Linked DNA regions of Homo sapiens: all the other regions are linked to region 1. The links are chromatin loops, found by intact Hi-C in ENCODE. Cell type or tissue: PC-3. All regions are shown on one strand. Region 1 has its middle 55 kb from the start of TWIST1. Region 2 overlaps LOC124901597 (a long non-coding RNA gene). Region 3 overlaps HDAC9 (histone deacetylase 9).

What was found. A loop is a pair of places that touch in the nucleus more often than their neighbours do. Peaks named below come from ENCODE experiments on the same cell type or tissue, not always from the same donor. Only the 100,000 strongest peaks of a DNase experiment are listed, where the experiment ranks them.
Region 2: it touches region 1 in a loop (3-fold over the local background); 4 of 110 quality-filtered maps call a loop at or near these places.
Region 3: a loop joins it to region 1, with 3 times the contacts of the local background. A loop is called at or near these places in 11 of 110 quality-filtered maps.

Annotation. Positions count from the first base shown.
Region 1 is chr7:19,061,049-19,063,548 of GRCh38, reverse strand. No RefSeq gene overlaps it. Among named protein-coding and RNA genes, the nearest start is that of TWIST1, 55 kb to the left of the region's middle. In PC-3, no CTCF peak of the experiment used is centred here; no DNase peak of the experiment used is centred here; H3K27ac peaks cover 396 bases.
Region 2 is chr7:19,111,008-19,113,507 of GRCh38, reverse strand. It overlaps LOC124901597 (a long non-coding RNA gene), which reads right to left. Exons shown (of 3, transcript XR_007060241.1): 2 at 841-1,956; 3 at 263-753. It also overlaps a transcript of TWIST1 not described here. Among named protein-coding and RNA genes, the nearest start is that of TWIST1, 5.4 kb to the left of the region's middle. In PC-3, no CTCF peak of the experiment used is centred here; no DNase peak of the experiment used is centred here.
Region 3 is chr7:18,692,632-18,695,131 of GRCh38, reverse strand. All of the region lies in intron 12 of HDAC9 (histone deacetylase 9), which reads right to left. Among named protein-coding and RNA genes, the nearest start is that of HDAC9, 200 kb to the right of the region's middle. In PC-3, a CTCF peak has its summit at 1,557 (motif pointing left); a DNase peak (open chromatin) is centred at 1,511.

The sequences.
Region 1 (2,500 bases):
ATAGAGAATAGCAGGATGGTTACCAGCAGTTGGGAAGGGTAGTTGAGGAGGTGGAAGGAGGTGGGGATGGTTAGTTAGCACACAAAACAATAGAAAGAATGAATAAGACCTGGTATTTGATAGCATAACAGGGGGACTATAGTCAATAATAATTTATTTGTATATTTTAAAATAACTAAAAGGGTATAATTTGGTTGTTTGTAACACAAAGTATAAATGTTCGAGGGGGTGGATACCCCATTATACATGATGTGATTATTACGCATTGCATACCTGTAGCAAAATATCTCATGTACCCCGTAAATATATACACCTATTGTGTACCTACAAAAATTAAAAATAAAAAAAATTAAGTATGTTCCATGAATGGACTGCCCATCTAAATTACTAATCTTTGATGAGAAGGAACTTGCTCTAGATGTAAACCAAATATGTTACTAAGGACACAGATGAATTCAGTAACAACTTTCTTGATGAAGGAAGCCATTTGTTGATTTACACTCTGGTGCAAGCTTCTAGTAGTGGATCAGCACTTTGAGTAACATTAGATTAGCTGTGTGTCCAAGGGAAAGAAACAGACTGGGATATCAATTAGCCAATTTCTACTATACCAAATGTGTAATTTAGATAGACCTATATTGTTAAGCAGGTGTATTGTGCACTGGTTACCAACTTGTCTCAGTTCAGTGAGAAAGAATACCCTCATACACAAGTTACATGAAGCAGATTTATTACTTATAGATAGGCAGCAAGGGATGACAGATGCCCAGGATTCATTGTGATGCAGTTGCCCAAGGCTCAGGAAAGCTGCCTGGGATACATGGAATCTCTACTGCATACGCCCCACTTGCACTACAGTTGAGGGACCTCGAAAAGCAGTCTGCCCTTAATTTTATATCTCAAGGGGTCACATGATTTCCTGGGCTAAAGCATTTGAGGGACAAGTATTCATCATTTAGAAGACATTTGAAAGTAGCCTGTTTCTCTATCTATTTAATAGTGGAATTAAGTGGGATGGTTACAAATAACTTATGTGGCAGTCACATTAGGGACCAGTAGAAGTCATGTGCTTGGTAGAAAGCCAAGTTTCTGCTGGGCAGGGCAGGGGAGACTGCAACAGAGCTTGGGCTATTCTAGCCAGTCCCTCCCTATCACAGAGTGTTGCATTCCCAGCACATTCTGCAGAACTTTAAAAGAAAAGGGTGGGGGATGGGGAATTGAATCAATCCAACGCCACCCAGAGAACTGTCCTGCATATGTGTGTGAGTGATGATTGTTTGGATTTTAAATATCTTTAAGGAGTTATCAATATTAAAATGTGAGTTACTTAGGCCGGGTGTGGTGGCTCATGCCTGTAATCCCAGCACTTTGGGAGGCCGAGCTGGGCAGATCACTTGAAGTAAGGAGTTTGAGACCAGCCTGGCCAACATGACGAAACCCTGTTTCTACTAAAAATACAAAAATTAGCTGGGCATGGAGGCATGTTCCTCCATACCATGCTCAGGAGACTGAGACATGAGAATTGCTTGGACTGGGAGGCGGAAGTTGCAGTGAGGTGAGATAAAGCCACTGCACTCCAGCCTGGGCAACAGAGCAAGACTCCATCTCAAAAAAACAAAAAAGAAACAAAAAAAGTAAGTTACTTAAAAAAAATTGCAAGAAATGAGTCTCTATAGTGTTCTTTTAAAATACGTGTATGAATATATTAATACATTGAGAATGAATAAATGATAATATAGGTTAACTGTAATCTACATGGTAAGTTTTGGGAATCAAATTGTACTGTCATTTTAAGATGTAAAAATTATATAGCATATACTCATGTAACCCAAATGAGTTTACTCAGTTAACTCATATTATATCTAAAGAAATGAGATTTTTGATAGTAAAAGGGGCTACAAAAGCATAACAGACTTGAAATTAGGAGTTTTGCATTCTAGACTTAGCTGTGTAGCTAACCATCTGTGTGTCATTGGATAAGGAGTGAGCATTGTTAGGAAAGTTTGACTAGATTAGGGGTGTCAAATTAGTCTTGCTTCTTGCATCATTGCAACACAACTACAGGGAGAAGGATTCTGAAGCAGAATTTAGGCCCTTTGGTCAAGAATACCATGAACAATAACAAATTTCTACTAAGGGTGAAAGATAAGAAAATAGCCACATAAGAAGTAAATATTTGCTATATTTCAACTCTCTTATTTATCAGGTTCTTTATGTCTCTAAAATAAGTGTTCCTTTGGAAGTTGTAGACATAACTATCATAAAGTATACAAAAGGAAGGGTGTGCAATAGGGTATGGATAATTAAACAGCAAAAACAAGAAAACACAGATGTTTAGAAAGTGACTTCATTTGTTTGAAGAAAACTTTCAAAACATAATTGTCCATGTTTATTGTTAGCACAAAGCACATTACAAATGTAAATGTCTTTTGGATTACTCACCATTTTGTATTATCCACGCCCTGTTTCTTTTTTTTAATGTGGAGAATCAAGAGTTTTC
Region 2 (2,500 bases), 50 kb before region 1:
AATGAAGCCACCTGTTTCTTTTCCTCCACCATTATATCTTCTTTTGATTTTATGTTATTTCATTTTATTTTTGCTACCTACCCTTATTTAAAGAACACATAGAATGAATTACCTCTTGTTTTCGGAAATAAGAAGCTAAGGCTTTCCAATTAATGTGTTGGTTCACTTGGGATCTTTTTCCTTCAGAATGCATTTGCTAGGGGAAAGTATTGTATTAAATTGTCTTGGGTAAATTGTAGAAAATTTAATGTTTCCTTTACTGTGCTATTGATTACTTTTATTTATAAGTTGGTCAGATTGATAGCCTTTAGTTATAAGAAAGCAGTAATTTTTTTACCCATATGCACATTTCCCCTTTTGTTCACAGAAGCACATGTCCAGATGATAATTCACGCACAGTTACAGGTTCCCCTCCCCAAAGTGGAACGTATTATTAATAAAATAATGTTAAGGAGCAGAAACTTGCACGATGTGTGTAAATTTTTTCCCACACTCAACAACGGCACAAGCTTCTTGACCCTTCGGTCTTAAGGTTCATATTCATAATGGAGCTTTTTAAGGGACATTTGGCCTCTTGCAAAAAAGTAGAGCATTTTGCACATTCCATGGTTTGGCAAAGTCAGAACTGGTTATTTTCTCTAGACCGGTATCAAGTTCTTCTCAGGCATATGATTTCACTTGAAGTCCTGCCCAGGAATCCTTCAAAGTGAGCGTTTGTCCCGCTCTCATGATGTCAGGCGGTTTTCCCTGCATCTGTAATTTGAAGAAAAATAAACAAACCTGCGGGGAACAAACGCCACGGAAACCCAAACAGAACTCCGTGGGGAGCGAGGGTCTCACCTGCGGCAGGCGCGGGAGAGGGGCACGGGCACGGTCTCCCCTGCGTGGGTGGCGGGCCCGGCTCGCGCGGTGGGGAGAATGACGATGTCCGTATCTCCTTCGGTTTGCGTGGAAGGCCCCCAGCCCCGCGTCTGGCCGCTGCTAGGAGGCGGCGGTGCCAAGTGTCAGCGGTAGCAAGGGGAGCAATAGCAACAGATTCAGGCAAAGGCCCAACCTCGAATTTCCGGAGACAGGCCCACATTAGCGACAGACAGGGGTCGGGCGGGGATCCCCGGGGGCCACTTTTGCAGAATTTTCCGCTTATATGTCGTAAAGAGTGCGCCGCCCCCAGCACCAGTGAAAGTGGAAGGAAAGTGCACTGGCAAAGTGGAAGGAGAAATCGGTTTCTTCATATTTTCTCAAAGCCGGCAATCCCACTATTTCTCAGAAACCTTCCAACTCTTTGAGAGCCCACGAATGTGCAAATAGGAGGATTATTAACTATCTTTATTTACTGGACAGCAAAGGATAGACCCAGTTTAAATTAAAAAAAAAAAAAAAACGACATGGGATACATTTTCCATTTTCCCCTCGCTTTTGTCTCAAGGCCTAAGGACGTGAGCCCACTTAATGTTCTTAGCAAATCAAAGCACGTGTCCTTTGAAGAAGGTGTGTAATTGGAGTTTAAGGCATGTATGGAATTCCCAGATGTCTATAAAGTAAGAAGGAGCATGTGGCAGGTCACTGGAAGGTGGAGCAGGTTAAAATCACTGGCACAGAGGAGCCCCCTTTAGATTCTCCTTCTTTGTAAGGACCAACGAGATAAGCCTTCTGAAAGGTTGGGATGGGATCATGATGAATATTCAGCTTCTGGAATCAGAGTCATAGTAACCATGGTAAAAAGCACATGGTCAGAAAACCTCAAAGAAAACACTCAATTATAGCCGGGATTTTGTGGGCGCCCTGCAACGAGATCGTTTGGGGTTTGCTGCAGGGAGAGCCTGCAACAGCCTCCTTTCTTGTTTACGTGGACTCTTTTCTTTTCCTTCTATTTTTTTTTTCTCTCACCCGCTCTCAAGTTTGTGGATGTGTCCTCCTCCTTCGTGCGATTTAGGCTGAAGTCAGAGGAACAAAATTCTAGATTAGGAAAAGAAAAAACAACTCTAAAAGCATTCATTCCAGAAGGCAGCCTTCTTGGGGGAGGGGAGATTTCCAGCAAGTGAAATTAAGTTTCTGTAAAACATGAAGTTTGCGTATCTACCAGAGAGGGAAATCTCACGAAATGACTACCACCAAAATCAGCTGCTCTTTTATTTCACTTTATTGAGGAATATATAGATGTATAAGGGACTATCGAACCTAAGTGTGAGTTTGTATGGAGTAGTCGGCAGTTTTCCTTTTGGTTTGGTTTTGGTCTGAAGACAGAATCGAAATATGACTTTTTTTCTGGGGTTCAAAATGCTACCCTCATTTACCTGCACAGTCAGGCCTGAAGTGGGAGACTAAGGATCGGGAGTCTCTCAAAGAACCTGGCCACGGCAAAGGTTGGCACTGGGAGGGGGTGATATTGTGGGAAGCTGGAACTGGGGCCAGCGACATGGGGGTGGGAGGTGGGAGGACTGGAACAAAGTGCACCCCCACAGAGGCCACCACTGAGGCAGGCGGGAGAGAGAAAGGGATG
Region 3 (2,500 bases), 370 kb after region 1:
TCATCTTGATCCAGTCCCAAGATGTCCTAAAGTGTGTAACTTTAATTGTTTAGAATAATGTTAAGTGTCACTTATGTCCTTACTAATTCCATGCAGCAACCTTCAGACTAAATACAATTTGACTTCCTTAGATAAAGCATGAGGAAAATTTAGGGTTTTAATGAAACAAAATAAAAAATGTCACTCCCACTCCTATGTAAATTAGAGAAAATGAGGAGTAGGAGGGAGGAAATATCCAACACATTTTCTTTTATTAATACTTTTCAATAGTACAGAAATTCTCCCAAGGATATTGTCCCTTTGAAGAAAAAGTTCCATTTGCATAAACTGGAGGGGCCTCTTTAATGTAGTTTTCATTATCTTGACTCCAAAGTGACTGATGTCAAGACCAAGGGAGTCAATCAGGGCAGATACACTCCAGGACACCACAGAGAAATAAATCAGCCCATCCTCTCCACCCAGAAGAGTCCTGCTCCACGAAAGGGATTTGCGAGTCTCTTTTCTGAAGCAGGCAGCCAAGTTCCATTATTATAAGGACTGACTCCCATCTCTTAGAAGTCTCTCATTCTTTGAGATAATTGGGGTGCCCTGCGTCAGTTATCTAATAGGCTAATGAACTTTGGAGATAAACCAGTTCTTGACCATTTCTTGCCCTCTGAACACTCCCGAGACACCAACCCCATTTAGCCATTTATCTCATTACGTTAAGAAGAGAAAATTAACCCTAAAGAAAATGAGATAGCTCCTTGACTGTTGGCTGAATGTGGTATGGGTCATCTTGTGAGGAGAGAGGGACAAAGGAAGGAGAAGAAATCAACACATTCATTAGATCCTTTGTGACAATTAACCCTTTGCCTCTCTCAACCATTTTTTCCCATCTACAATTGCATACAAAAACTATGGAGTTTCTGTCTACTGGTCTTTTCTTTTTTCAGCCTCAGTTATTCCATTTATTGCATGATGAGGCAGGTCTACTGGGTCATCATAGGTGTGGGTGAATTAAAAACGTCATCATTTGGTCTTTATTTCACAAGCTTGACTTAGTGCTGTTTTCACTTGCAAAATACAAATGTGAAAACTATAATTTATTACTGTACTAGCAATTCAAGATGTTTTGCTTGGATCCTGTGTGTACAATCGGTTACCAACATTCCAGCCTGTTTTGCTTTAGTTGGCTACTAGTTTACTACCCTCAATTTCATTCTCTAAATCTGTGTTTAAAAACAATTTAACTACACTTTGATTCTGTTTGGAAAAGCAGTTATGAGCTCCCCTCACTAATGCACAGCAACATATTAAATGTGGTTTGTAAAATGTCATTTTAAGGCAGATGACAAGCTTCAAATGATTTATTTAGCAATTCTTTAATTTCACACATACTATTTTATCCTAATAGATATCAGAGGCTGGGTCACTTCCGGAGTACATAAAGAGGTTATTTCGACTAAGACACTTGAGTGGCCTTGAAATCCCAGTCTACTTGAAGTTGTGAAACTTGTAGCTGGAACAATCAGCCTTCCTGCTCTATGAGCAACCCCTACTGGACAATTGCTCAATTTGTGCTGCTGCACCACCAGAAGCATCTGTTCTCTCCTCGTCTCTCTCCTCCCTATTTGAAAATTTTTTTCGTTAAAAGTAAATTGTGTAACTTCTTTGCTCATATTGAATATTTAGTTAAACAAACACACCAAATATGTCCTCTAAAAATATTTTGACCTTCTTAAAATAGGAAGAGTACTGTGTTTTCTCAATCTATTCTCCCATTCAAGGACATTTTCTGTATCTAATAATTAAAGAATTCCTTTAGCTTTATAAATGTACTCTGAATTTCAATAACTATTACAAAAACATTGCAATAGGCTAAATAGAAATAATGCTATTTTTGTTTGGTTTGGTTATCTCTCCTTTTAACAATTAGGTGTCAAATATAACCTTATCTCAGTGTATTGTTTTCTGTGAGTCCCAGGACTTTAATAATATCTAAGTTGATCTAGTTTTTATTCTCAGCTACTATTTAAATTTTTTTCTTTTTAAAGTTTTATTTTATTTTTAATTAATACAAAATAATTGTCTATATTTATGGGGCACAATTAGTTTTTATGTTATTTAAATTTATCACAATAAAAAATTAAAAAGCCAAAAAATAGCTTAGTCTTTAAAACAGTATAGTATACATAACAACACAAAAAATGTATTTATCATCGGCTACTGAATATGACAATTTTCTTTTACTACAAACATCTGACTGAAATGTAAGATTTTTCTTTCCACAAAAAAATAACAGGACAAAACAAATCATTATTTACCAGTGCCCAAAAAATGCACTTACTTTTTACCATAAAATATACATGGTCACTTTTATAAATGGCTGGCGAAAGACATTAGATTGTCAGAGCCCTGTTTATATACAAGACTAGCAAACAAGTAAACTTAGCCACATGATGTGAGAAAGTATTATATACTAACTAGATCTCCATTAGTTTGCGTGGCCCACAAAATC